2 separate regions of the Homo sapiens genome follow, and region 1 is linked to region 2. A link is a contact called in ENCODE Hi-C or POLR2A ChIA-PET data. All regions are on one chromosome and are shown on one strand. Each heading gives the region's core, a stretch centred on a gene start or an enhancer-like site at or near the end of the contact. The rest is flanking DNA. Distances are from core to core; before and after follow the strand shown.

Evidence for each region. A loop is a pair of places that touch in the nucleus more often than their neighbours do. ChIA-PET counts read pairs that join two places held with the same protein, here RNA polymerase II (POLR2A). Pooled maps may share reads with other maps.
Region 1: a pooled map shows a loop between it and region 2 (2.1-fold over the local background). The contact joins two enhancer-like sites. A Hi-C loop is called at or near these places in 1 of 168 maps with a recorded cell type or tissue (CD14-positive monocyte) and 2 of 50 pooled maps. POLR2A ChIA-PET finds 5 or more read pairs at or near these places in 4 of 52 experiments (AG04450, MCF 10A, PC-9 and 1 more).

The regions. Positions count from the first base shown.
Region 1 is chr7:151,752,746-151,758,224 of GRCh38, reverse strand. All of the region lies in intron 3 of PRKAG2 (protein kinase AMP-activated non-catalytic subunit gamma 2), which reads left to right. Among named protein-coding and RNA genes, the nearest start is that of PRKAG2-AS2, 51 kb to the left of the region's middle. RefSeq lists enhancers at 1-1,362, 2,551-3,332, 1,598-5,278, 4,899-5,479. Within about 2 kb of position 3,969, at least 24 of the 41 ENCODE cell types and tissues checked have a DNase peak (open chromatin) inside an H3K27ac peak, as active enhancers do.
Region 2 is chr7:151,648,109-151,653,181 of GRCh38, reverse strand. The region is part of intron 4 of PRKAG2 (protein kinase AMP-activated non-catalytic subunit gamma 2); the gene reads left to right. Among named protein-coding and RNA genes, the nearest start is that of RHEB, 130 kb to the right of the region's middle. Within about 2 kb of position 1,406, at least 9 of the 41 ENCODE cell types and tissues checked have a DNase peak (open chromatin) inside an H3K27ac peak, as active enhancers do.

The sequences.
Region 1 (5,479 bases), core at 2,720-5,219, 100 kb before region 2:
GGCACACCCAGTAACTGCTACTGACAGGATCAGCCCTGCTGGACATTGGGACATTATCTTTGTCCTACTAGAAAAAAAAAAAAGAGTTGAAAATCACTGGCCTAGACAGCCACCTACTTTGATTACACCGAAGGCTACTCTAGGTGATGACCATGGTGTCTGGTAGGGACAAGCACAAAGCAAAAGGTGGAGAATATACTCTGACACCCGGGGAAGATTTACAGCACTGAGATGGTAAAGCGGAGCCGCAGGGCTTCATCGCAGCAGTGGTTTGAAAACGTTTTGACTGCAGCCCACAGTAACAAATCCATCTGATGGCATAATCCAGCACATACAACACATCAACAAAAGCCCTTTTACGAAGCAATATTGACCCTGACTAGGTACTTTATTTTCGATTCTATTGTTTCAGCTGCTTTATCTGACCCACACGGTTGATTTCATGATGGGGTGGCGGGGGCAGTGGTTGCAGTTTGGAAAACACCACCCTAGATGGTCAGAGAACAGCAGAATGCGTCTGGAACGCCTTTGAGGCGAGTCTGGTTTGGGGGGTTCTTAGGGCACAGAGGATCCGCTGGATGGAAGTAAGTCCCGGGTTTCTGCCAGAGATGTGGAATGGTAGATTTTCCCCCTGTCCGTTTCCAAGACTAGCTCACAATTATGACCGAGGTCATGTGTATTTTGAACATCCAAAAGGAATTTAATTTTCTCTGTTTGTGGTTGAATCCGAATCTCCCATTCCACATGGTTGACCCCCACCCTGGAGCGGGCACTGTGTCTCATCCTGCTGCATCTGGGGATCTTTTTCAGAGGATCTGTGCTGGGAGCTGTTTGAAATTCGAATGAGTCTTTCAGAGAAGTTTATTTAACTTGTAAAACTTCAGGTCCTTTCACACCATTTCAGCGTTGGATCACAGACAGCTCTTCCTTTATATCCCAGCAACTTGAGTTTATTTTTCAAATAAAAGTCTGTTTTCCCATAAAATGCCAAAGGTTTTGTGCTTTGTGTGGAGGAATGAGCCCAAGCTTTTAAGACTTTAATTTAGAGCCTCTGAGTCTTGCATTTCCATCCCAAGGGCTCCCGGGGCTGAGGAGCACCCCACTCCAGCTTGCCCCGCAGAACAAACGCCAGGCAGTGGTTCAGCGAGTGAGCATCAATAGGGCCATTGTCCCTAAATATAGAGCAAGACCAAAAACCGGGGGGTCAGACTCGAGTAATTTTAGGACTCCAGCATTTAGGCCTGAAGCTCACCGCTGGTTACTCCCCCGAATCGCAGCGCTGACCCCGTCTGAATCGTCTCCTGCAGATGGCCCTAGCTCAGCTGTCAGCCCGGGTCCTACCTGGAAGAGGGTTACTCTCCGTACTAAAAGCAGATGGAGTTTAATACACGGACGTCACAGTTCTGATTATGTGGCTGCGTGGTTATAAAGGTGAGGAAAGAGCTGAGACGCCAGACTAGAGTTTGGGAAGCGACCCACCGATGAGTAAGGAAAATCCTTTCCCACCCCAGGTGGGAGAAGGGAAGAGGGCGGCGCTGGGAGCCCTGGCGGGGCTGGAACCAGGAGCTGCAGTTGGTCTGTCTGGCAGGAACGGGAGCCAAAGGGGCTGTAGCTATGGTCAGATGTTGCCCAAGGTGTCTCCCTGTCTCCTGCCCAGCGGGAGCCTGGACACATGGCAGCAGGGGTCAGAGGTCAGCCCCTGCATCCAGGCAGAGTAGGGGTGAGGATTGAGCATGAGAGCAGCGCAGGTACCCGCTCGCCTGGAGGCACCACTGAGTCGTTGCGTGTGCCTGAGCCATGTGCTGAGCGGGGTGCCCGAGATGCACCCACAAATCCATCTAGGGTCCCTCCCAGCATTGCAAGGACAGGAAACCTTTGGTGCCTCAGAGGCAGAGAGGTTCCTGGGGAAGCTCTGGTGGCTCCTACGTTAAAAGGAACCCACACTTCCTTCGTTGCAGTCACGTGTGTGGTGTGTGTTCCTGGGGCATTGCTCACATGACCTGTACGTGAGTCATTTTACTCCTCACTTTCAGGGAGGCCACAGGGGCCTGTGGGACTGTACCGATGGTGCAGAGGCGAGACCTGCTTTGGGGGCAGAGGGACCTGTGGCTGCCGGCATCACTGGTGGTCCAGGGGGAGAGGCCTGAGAAGAGGAGGAGACCAATGGGGGATGGGAGAGGAGGCGGGAGAGGGCAGTGGAAGTATTTGTGTTTGCGCACAGGTAGAGACACTGAGGACTTTTCTCCACTTCCACCTGGGAGGGCCCCGCAGCCTCCTGGAGGAACCTCATGGTGTGCACAGGTGATTTATATCATTAATACCAAAGAACACGAGCAACTGCTAAAGTGAGTTGCTTTAGGCACCGGGGTGAAACTGGGAAGGCTCGTGAGGGGCCGTGGCCCCCGTGAGAGTCCCCTTGCTGCCTTGGAAATGACTCTGCCCAGCAAGGAGAGGAGTCTCTTCAAACAGCAGTTGACAAATGTTTCCTGTAAAAAGCCAGATGGTAAATGTCTTAGACTTCGAAGGCCACGTGGTCTCTTTTGCAACTACGAAGCCATAGACAAAGTATAAACTAATGGTGCAGCTGTGTTCCAATAAGTATTTATAAAAGCAGGTGGCCAGCAGGATTGGGCCATTGGGTAGTAATTTGCCAACTCCTGTTTTTAAAACATAAATCCCATCATGTCATCCCCTGTTCAACCCCTTGACGCCGCCCCAGCACATTTAAATGAAAACTCCAAGCCCCACCACACATGGCCTCTGAGGTCCTCTGAGGTCACCCTGGGCTGGCTCTGACTGTGTCTTGTGCACACCCACCCCCTGTCTTCCTCTGCTCAGGCTCATGTCCCCTAGGCCCTCTGCCTGAAACACCCTGAGATGCTGAGCATGTCCCCTAGGCCCTCTGCTAGAAAACACCCTGGAGCCAGAACACCCTTGAGGCTGTGCTGTGCCGTGCCTCCCAGATTCCCGATTCCTTCAAGAATGAGGAACTCACTCCCAGCTGTGGGTGTGACAGACAGATGGCCCTCAGCTAAGGAGCACCACCTCGCCAGCCTTCAGCCCCTCCCAGAGCCGGCCTACGCCCAATAACCGGCCGATGTACATAAAGGACCAGCCCCCGACCCCCGCTCAGGACAGCTCTGAAGGGGCATCCGGGCTTCAGAACTCTCTGTCGGGGCTTCACGGGGTCTCCATCGCCCCTTTGTCAGGCCCAAGAGCACTCCCTGATGTACATCCAACATGCTCATTTCCATCCCAGAGCCTGCCTCTCAGAGAGCCTGCAGCGACCCTTCCTGCAGATAGACACAGGTGGGGTCCCTTCCTTCAGGTCGCTGCTCCAACTTTCCAATACCACAGTGGCCTTCGGAAGGAAGGGAGGCAGGGGAACTGAGGGGACCGCGAAGGTAGGGCCTGGAGAAGTGCTGGGGAGTGAGGTGCAGCTCGAAGTGCTGGAGAGTGAGGTACTCGAAGTTAGGGCCTGGAGAGGTGGTGGGGAGTCAGGTGCGGCGGAGGGGGTTGGGTGGGCGGGAGAACAGGGACTATATGAAGCCAAAGCCCAGCCTCCCTCAGGGCTGTGCCCTGTGAGTTGTACAAAGGGCCCTGGGTCTGTCCCCAGATGTTGCCATGATCCAGAATTACTGTGAGCTTTACCCTGTACCCGACAAAAAAGATTGACTCTGGCTTGCCCAAGTCTGCCCCTAAGCCCCAGTGCTGGCCCAGCCAACGCGGGCACCCTGGGCCCCCCGCTCACTGGCCACAGCTGGAGCCTTCCGGACCAGGGCAGCTGATGAGGTCTGAATACTGGGGCTGAGCAGACTCCAGAAAAACGTGACTCATCTTGCCTGCCCACAAAGAAAGGAAAAGTATGTGCGGCATCCAAGTTTCCTGAAAAGTTCAGCCAACACATTGCAGAGTTATGTGGCCTGGCATCCCGTGTGGTCCCTGGGGACAGCGCCCTCTGGCGCCAGCCTGGAAGACGTCCCCAGCCAGGGCTGGCCTGCACATCCTGTGTCCAGGCTGTTATTATTTGGGAGAAGCCAACGAAAAATTCCCGGAAGAATCTCCTTGCCCTCAGCGAGTTAGAGTCCTCTAGTTCTCTCAGGGCCTGCTTTGGTGATGCTCCCACCTTCGGAGACAGTAAAAGGCAGCACTAACACATGCTCTTACTTAACACACAGGCCCACTGTAGCTCTTTTTCTTTTTTTCGAGATGCGGTCTTGCTCTGCCTCTCAGGCTGGAGTGCAGTGGTGCGATCACAGTTCACTGCAACTCAAGCGATTCTCCTACCCCAACCTCCTGAGTAGCTGCGACTACAGGTGTGCACCATCATGCCCGGCTAATTTTTAAATATTTTGTAGAGATGGGGTTTTGCCATGTTGCCCAGGCTGGTCTCAAACACCTGGGCTTAAGCGATCCTCCTGCCTTGACCTCCCAAAGTGCTGGGATCATAGGCACAAGCCACTGCTCAGCCTGTATTTCTTAATTCCTTTTTTAAAATAACACTTTAGGGCTGGGCGAGGTGGCTCACGCTTGTAATTCCAGCACTTTGGGAGGCCAAGGTAGTGGATCACTTGAGCCCAGGAGTTCGAGACCAGCCTGAGCAACATGGTGAGACTCTGTCTCTAAAAAAACAATTATTAAATAATAAATAACATTTTATTTTGACAATTTCAAACATAAAGTCACAAAAATAATACAAAGAGTTCTCATATCCTTTTCACCCAGATTGCCCGATGTTAGCATTTCACCAGATCTGCCCATATCTCATTTCTCACGATCTCTCACTGTGTGTTTATATGAATTCTGAACCCCTGAGAGGAATTTGCAGACATCATATCCCTTTACCCCTAAATATTTCAGTGGATGTTTCATAAAAACAGGGTCATTCTCCTAACCACAGTATAATTGTCAAAATCAGGAAATCAGCACAAATATCATGCTATCAGCTAAGCTGCAGGCTTCATTCACATTTTGTGCCTTGTCTCAGGGGCGTCATTTCTTGGAAGAGGAGACCTCCAGCCACGCGTTTTGTTTCGTTGTCCTTTCTCTTCAGTCTCTTCATCTGGAACAGCTCCTCAGTCCTGTCTCATCTGTCACGACCTGAGCACTTTTCAGGAGGACAACGGCCAGTTCTTGTGTCACCTGCCCTTCGACATTTCCTCACCATCAGAGCCAGCCTCCGCCCTCAGGTGGGCACCCACCCATCCGTGGGCTGCCCTGGGCTTCTGCATCCCAGCAGGGTCACCCGATGCGGCCGCGACACCTTTCCGGTGAAGTGGACGCCGGTCACTTGGTGAAGGGGGCGTCTGCCACCATAAAGTTCTCTACTTTAATAAAGGGCTTACTTTCCCCCTTGTCACCAGTCAGGGCTTCAGGGGGACCTACTTTGGGATTGTGTAAATGTCTTCTTTCTCATCAAACTTTCACTTGCTAGTTTTAGGATTGATATGTATTTCTTGCCTGAATTGTTACTATAGTA
Region 2 (5,073 bases), core at 157-2,656:
CCTCTTGGTTTATAGAAGGTAGTAGAAATTTGGATTATAGCTGTACTAGGCTCTGCTATGATGATTAAAGTTTTTTCTGTTGATACCTCACACAATTCTAGGGCATTAAGTTCAGAGAAAAGGAGGAAAGGGATATTTCCTTTAACTTTCATTAGCGCCTGAGTTATTTCTGAGCTTGAGGTCTTGCTGTACGGCAGTTCAGTAGTTATCAAATCAGTTGGTCTCAGGACCCCTGTGTACTCATAATTATTGAGACCCAAACAAGCCGGGTGTGGTGGCTTCCATCTGTAATCCTGACACTCTGGGAGGCTGAGGCGGGCAGATCGCTTGAGCCCAGGAGTTCAAGCCCAGCCTGGACAACGTGGTGAAACCCCATCACTACAGAAAAATTAGCCAGGTGTGGTGGCTCACATCTGTAGTCCCAGCCACTCATGAGAAGGACCACTTGAGCCTGGGGGTGAAGAGGTTGCAGTGAGCCCGATCATGCCATTGTACTCTAGCCTGGGTGACCCCATCTCAAAAAGAAAAAAGAGACCCAATGGGCTTTTTTGGATATTGGGTTCCATCTACTAATATTTACCATATTGTGTGCCTGCTTTGACAGCACATATACTAAAACTGGGATGATACAGAGAAGATTAGCAAAACAAGAAAAGAAAAAAGAAAAAGAATTTACCATATTATAAATTAAAACTTTTTAAATATTAATTTATCTGAAAAGATCAGTAATAAACTCATTACATATTAGCATAAATCCATCTTTGTGAAAAAGAACTCCTTTTACATTGCTGCAAAGCTTTTTCATGTCTGGGTTAGAAGAATTCGGTGGAATTCTCAGATCTGCTTCAGCACCCGGTCTGTTGCCATATGTTGTTTTGGTTGAAGCACATGAAGAAAATCGAGCCTCAGACAGATAGGCGGTTGGAAAAAAAGAGAGGAGTGTATTGGTTTACCTCTTCAGATAATTGTGGATAGCCTTCTTGACAAGTGGTGGGGTTTTTTAAATATTTAACTGCTAAATAAAAATCGTATATAATTATGGGGTACACTGTGATGCTGTGATATGTGTATACAATACAGAATGATTAAACCGAGCTAATTAACGTATCTGTCACCTCACATACCTATCATTTCTTTGTGAGAACACTTAAAATCTACACTTAGCAGTCTTTATTATTAACTGTAGTCACAGTGCTGTGCGATACATCAGAACTTATTTCTCCCATGAAACTGAAACTTTGTACACTTTGGCCAGCCTCCTGCCTTTCCCCATCCAACCCCAGCCCCAGTCTCTGGAACCTCCATTCTACTCGCTGCCTTTATGAGTTTCACTGTTTATAATCTACAAGTGAGCTCATGCAGTACTTGTCTTTCCGTGCTTGGCTTATTTCACTTAGCCTGATGTCATCTGTGACAACATGGATGAACCCAGAGGACAAGTGGTAGTTTCTTGAAGGTTAGCCGCAGTGTGTAATCTGACACCATATCATTGAACTTTTCGGAGCCTACTTACCTAGAGTCTATTATGTTAGAATCTGTCCATCTATCTTGCATTTTTGGTTTTTTGTTTGTTTTTAGGTGGAGTCTCGCCCTGTTGCCTAGGCTGGAGTGCAGTGGCGCAATCTCAGCTCACTGCAACCTCCACCTCCCGGGTTCAAGAGATTCTCCTACCTCAGCCTCTCGAACAGCTGGGATTACAGGCACTCGCCACCAAGCCCAGCTAATTTTTGTATTTTTAGTAGAGACGGGGTTTCACTATGTTGGCCAGGATGGTCTCGAACTGCTGACCTCAAGTGATCTGCCCACCTTGGCCTCCCAAAGTGCTGGGATTACAGGCATGAGCCACCGTGCCCAGCCCTATCTTGTATTTCGAATGGATCTTTCACCCATGCATGATTTTATAATACCATGCATTAGTCATCTGGAAAATATTGGCTCACTGACTAATGCAGATCTTCCAAATAGGAACACATTTTGTTACACAATAACTAAAAAGCATTTCTTAATAACACCACTAATCTCCCCAGAGAAATCTCTAAGTATGGGGAAATTGTCAAGCTCATCGTGGCAGACACAAGGTTTCCAAAATTCTAATTTTTGCTTGAAAACTCAAACTTTATCATTGACAACAAATATGTCAGTTGTTTTCCTTGCAGTGACAGGCTCAGTTTATTCATTTTGAAAAAAAACTGTCTACCAAATACCCAGGTCCAAATAACTACAATTTTTCAGGGTTTTAAAAGCAGCTCAATTGCACATGTTTTCCTCAAGAACATCATCATAATTTGCAACGGAAAAGTTATATGTGCACCTCTCATTTCATCACACAGAATATTAAAAAGACACATACTCAAGAGCTGAGATTTGACAAAATGAATAAATGTATGGCATTATCAAAGACCTTCTTAAGTGACACTGGCCTTCTCCCCTGGAGTAGGAGGTTGTCACAGTTTGCCACTGCCTTGTTGATGTGAATTAAGGCACCAGAATTTGCCACGGTGCTGACATTGATGGGGAAAAGCAATGGTGGGTAAAAAGCAAATGACGCCTTAGTGTTGGCACAAAAAGTTTCCACCTGTAGACTCCCTGAAAAGGTTTCATGGACCCTCAGGAGTCCTCTGGCCAGTTTTCAAACTGCTAGTATAGCGTGTCAGCATATGTCACTGTTGTCAAGCATTACTGTCATCCACAGATCTTTAGGAACACAGCGACAGGAACTGCTGAGTTTGGTAGGATTTAGGACCATAACCCCTTCCCCTGCTCTGGTTCCAATCTTAACATGCAAACCATTCCCTAGAGGTAAAGTTTGCGTAATTGCCCACTTCTCAGCAGAAAAATCATTAACCATTACCATTTTTCTTCTAAATTTTTTTTTTTTTTGAGACTGGGTTTCGCTATCACCCAGGCCCACTTCTCAGCAGGAAAATAGTCAACCATTACCATTTTTCTCTTAAACTTTTTTGTTGAGACAGGCTCTCTCACTCTGTCACTCAGGCTGGAGTGCAGTGATGTGATCACAGCTCACTGCAGCCTCCACCTCCCAGGCAATCCTCCCGCCTCAGGCTCCTGAGTAGCTGGGACTATAGGCGCGTGCCACCGTGTCCGGCTAATTTTCTTTTTAATTTTTGCTGTTTAAAAAGAAAATAGAAATACCAAGTAGTCATTACGCTTTGCAACACATACAGGGGTGTGTGTCGGGGAGGTGAGGGGGACATTTCCTCCAGATATGTAGAATTAGATACCTGCATATCCCTTTAAAAAGCACTGTATGAGTCCATTCTCTCATTGCTATAAATACCTGAGACTGGGTAATTTATAAAGGAAAGAGGTTTAATTGGCTCACAGTTCTGCAGGCTGTACAGGAAGCATGATGCTGGTATCCGCTCGGCTTCTCTGGAGGCTTCAGTAAAATTATAATCATGGCAGAAGGTGAAGGGGCCGCACATACCTCACGTGGCGGGAGCAGGAGCAAGAAGGAGGGGAGGCACTGCATGCTTTTGAACAACCAGCTCTCATGAAAATTCACTGACTATCACGAGGACAGCACTGAGGGGATTGTGCTAAACCATTCATGAGAAACCGCCCCCATGATCCAATCACCTCCTACCAGCCCCACATCCAACACTGGAGATTACAATTGGGCATGAGATTTGGGTGGGGACACAGATCCAAACCATATCAAGCACAACCAACATGACAAAAGTTGGTACACACTAATTTTTCACCATATTACTTGCAACTTAAAAATGCAGTCTTGGCCAGGCACGGTGGTTCACACCTGTAATCCCAGCACTTTGGGAGGCCAAGGTGAGAGGATCACTTGAGATCAGGAGTTCAAGACCAGCCTGGACAACATGGTGAAACTCCATCTCTGCTAAACATACACAACTTAGCCAGGTGTGGTGGTAGGTGCCTGCAATCCCAGCTACTCAGGAGGCTGAGGCAGGAGAATCGTTTGAACCTGGGAGGTGGAGGTTGCAGTGAGCCAAGATCACACCACTGCACTCCAACCTCGGCAACAGAATGAGACTCCGTCTCAAATAAAATAAAATAAAATAAAATAAAATAATCATTCCTTCCCTCAGGTCTAACTTAGTACAGACACTGGCTACTTGCTCTTCGGGTGAAGGGAAATTTGAGCACATTTAGTGACAAGAACATTCCTTTAACTCATATCCCATATGAATGACTACGTCTTTCGGTCAAGAGGCATCCGAAGATGTACACTCTATTTCTTTATTATGTAGTCTCTGATCATAAAAAGGAAAAAAAAAAAATCCTGGTCCTCTCTCACATACCTGATTTTTCCCCTTTCTTTCTGTTTTTTAAAGAGACGGGGGTCTCACTATGTTGCCTTGGGTTAAAACTCCTGGGTTCCAGCCATCCTCCTGCCTCACCCTCCCACGTAGCTGGGACTACAGACATGGACCACTGCACCCAGCCCTCTATTACATTTCATTTTAAAGTAAACTATTATTTTACAGTACTTGACTCATAATTGATTTCATGACCCATGAGTGGGTCACAGTTTACAGTTTTAAAAACACTGGTTTAGATTTTCATTCCCTAAAGCCTGGTTTCTCAGCTTCCAATTATAGCAAATGCCTTTGTGTTGCAGCTACTAGGGCTGCTTGTTAAATCGATGTCTCTTCCCTTTCACCCTTTGAGAAGACACCGGCCCCTCCTAGCAATGTCTCCGTGCTTTTCCCGGGTGCCCCAGCCCTTCATGCTGACTCCGCTTGTTCTCACACACCAGTTTTCCCAAAGCAGGGGGCATGAGGACCACGGTGGGATGCAAGATGCTTTCAGGCGGTACAAGGATGAACGTTTTCATAGCGACATTTTTGTATATCATGGAAAAATATATCTGAAACAGCAAAACCTATGATTTCATGGAATTGTTGCCTAAGGGAAGACTTGGGGGTTTAAGTCAATTTAAATAACTGTGTAGGTTGTATGGGGATATGATAGAATGACACCTGTCCAAAGTTTGGGAGGCATAGCTGATGAATCAAAAATCTCTGTCATTCTTCCTCAGCATGATCCACACCACCCACCCCTCCTCTCCGCCAA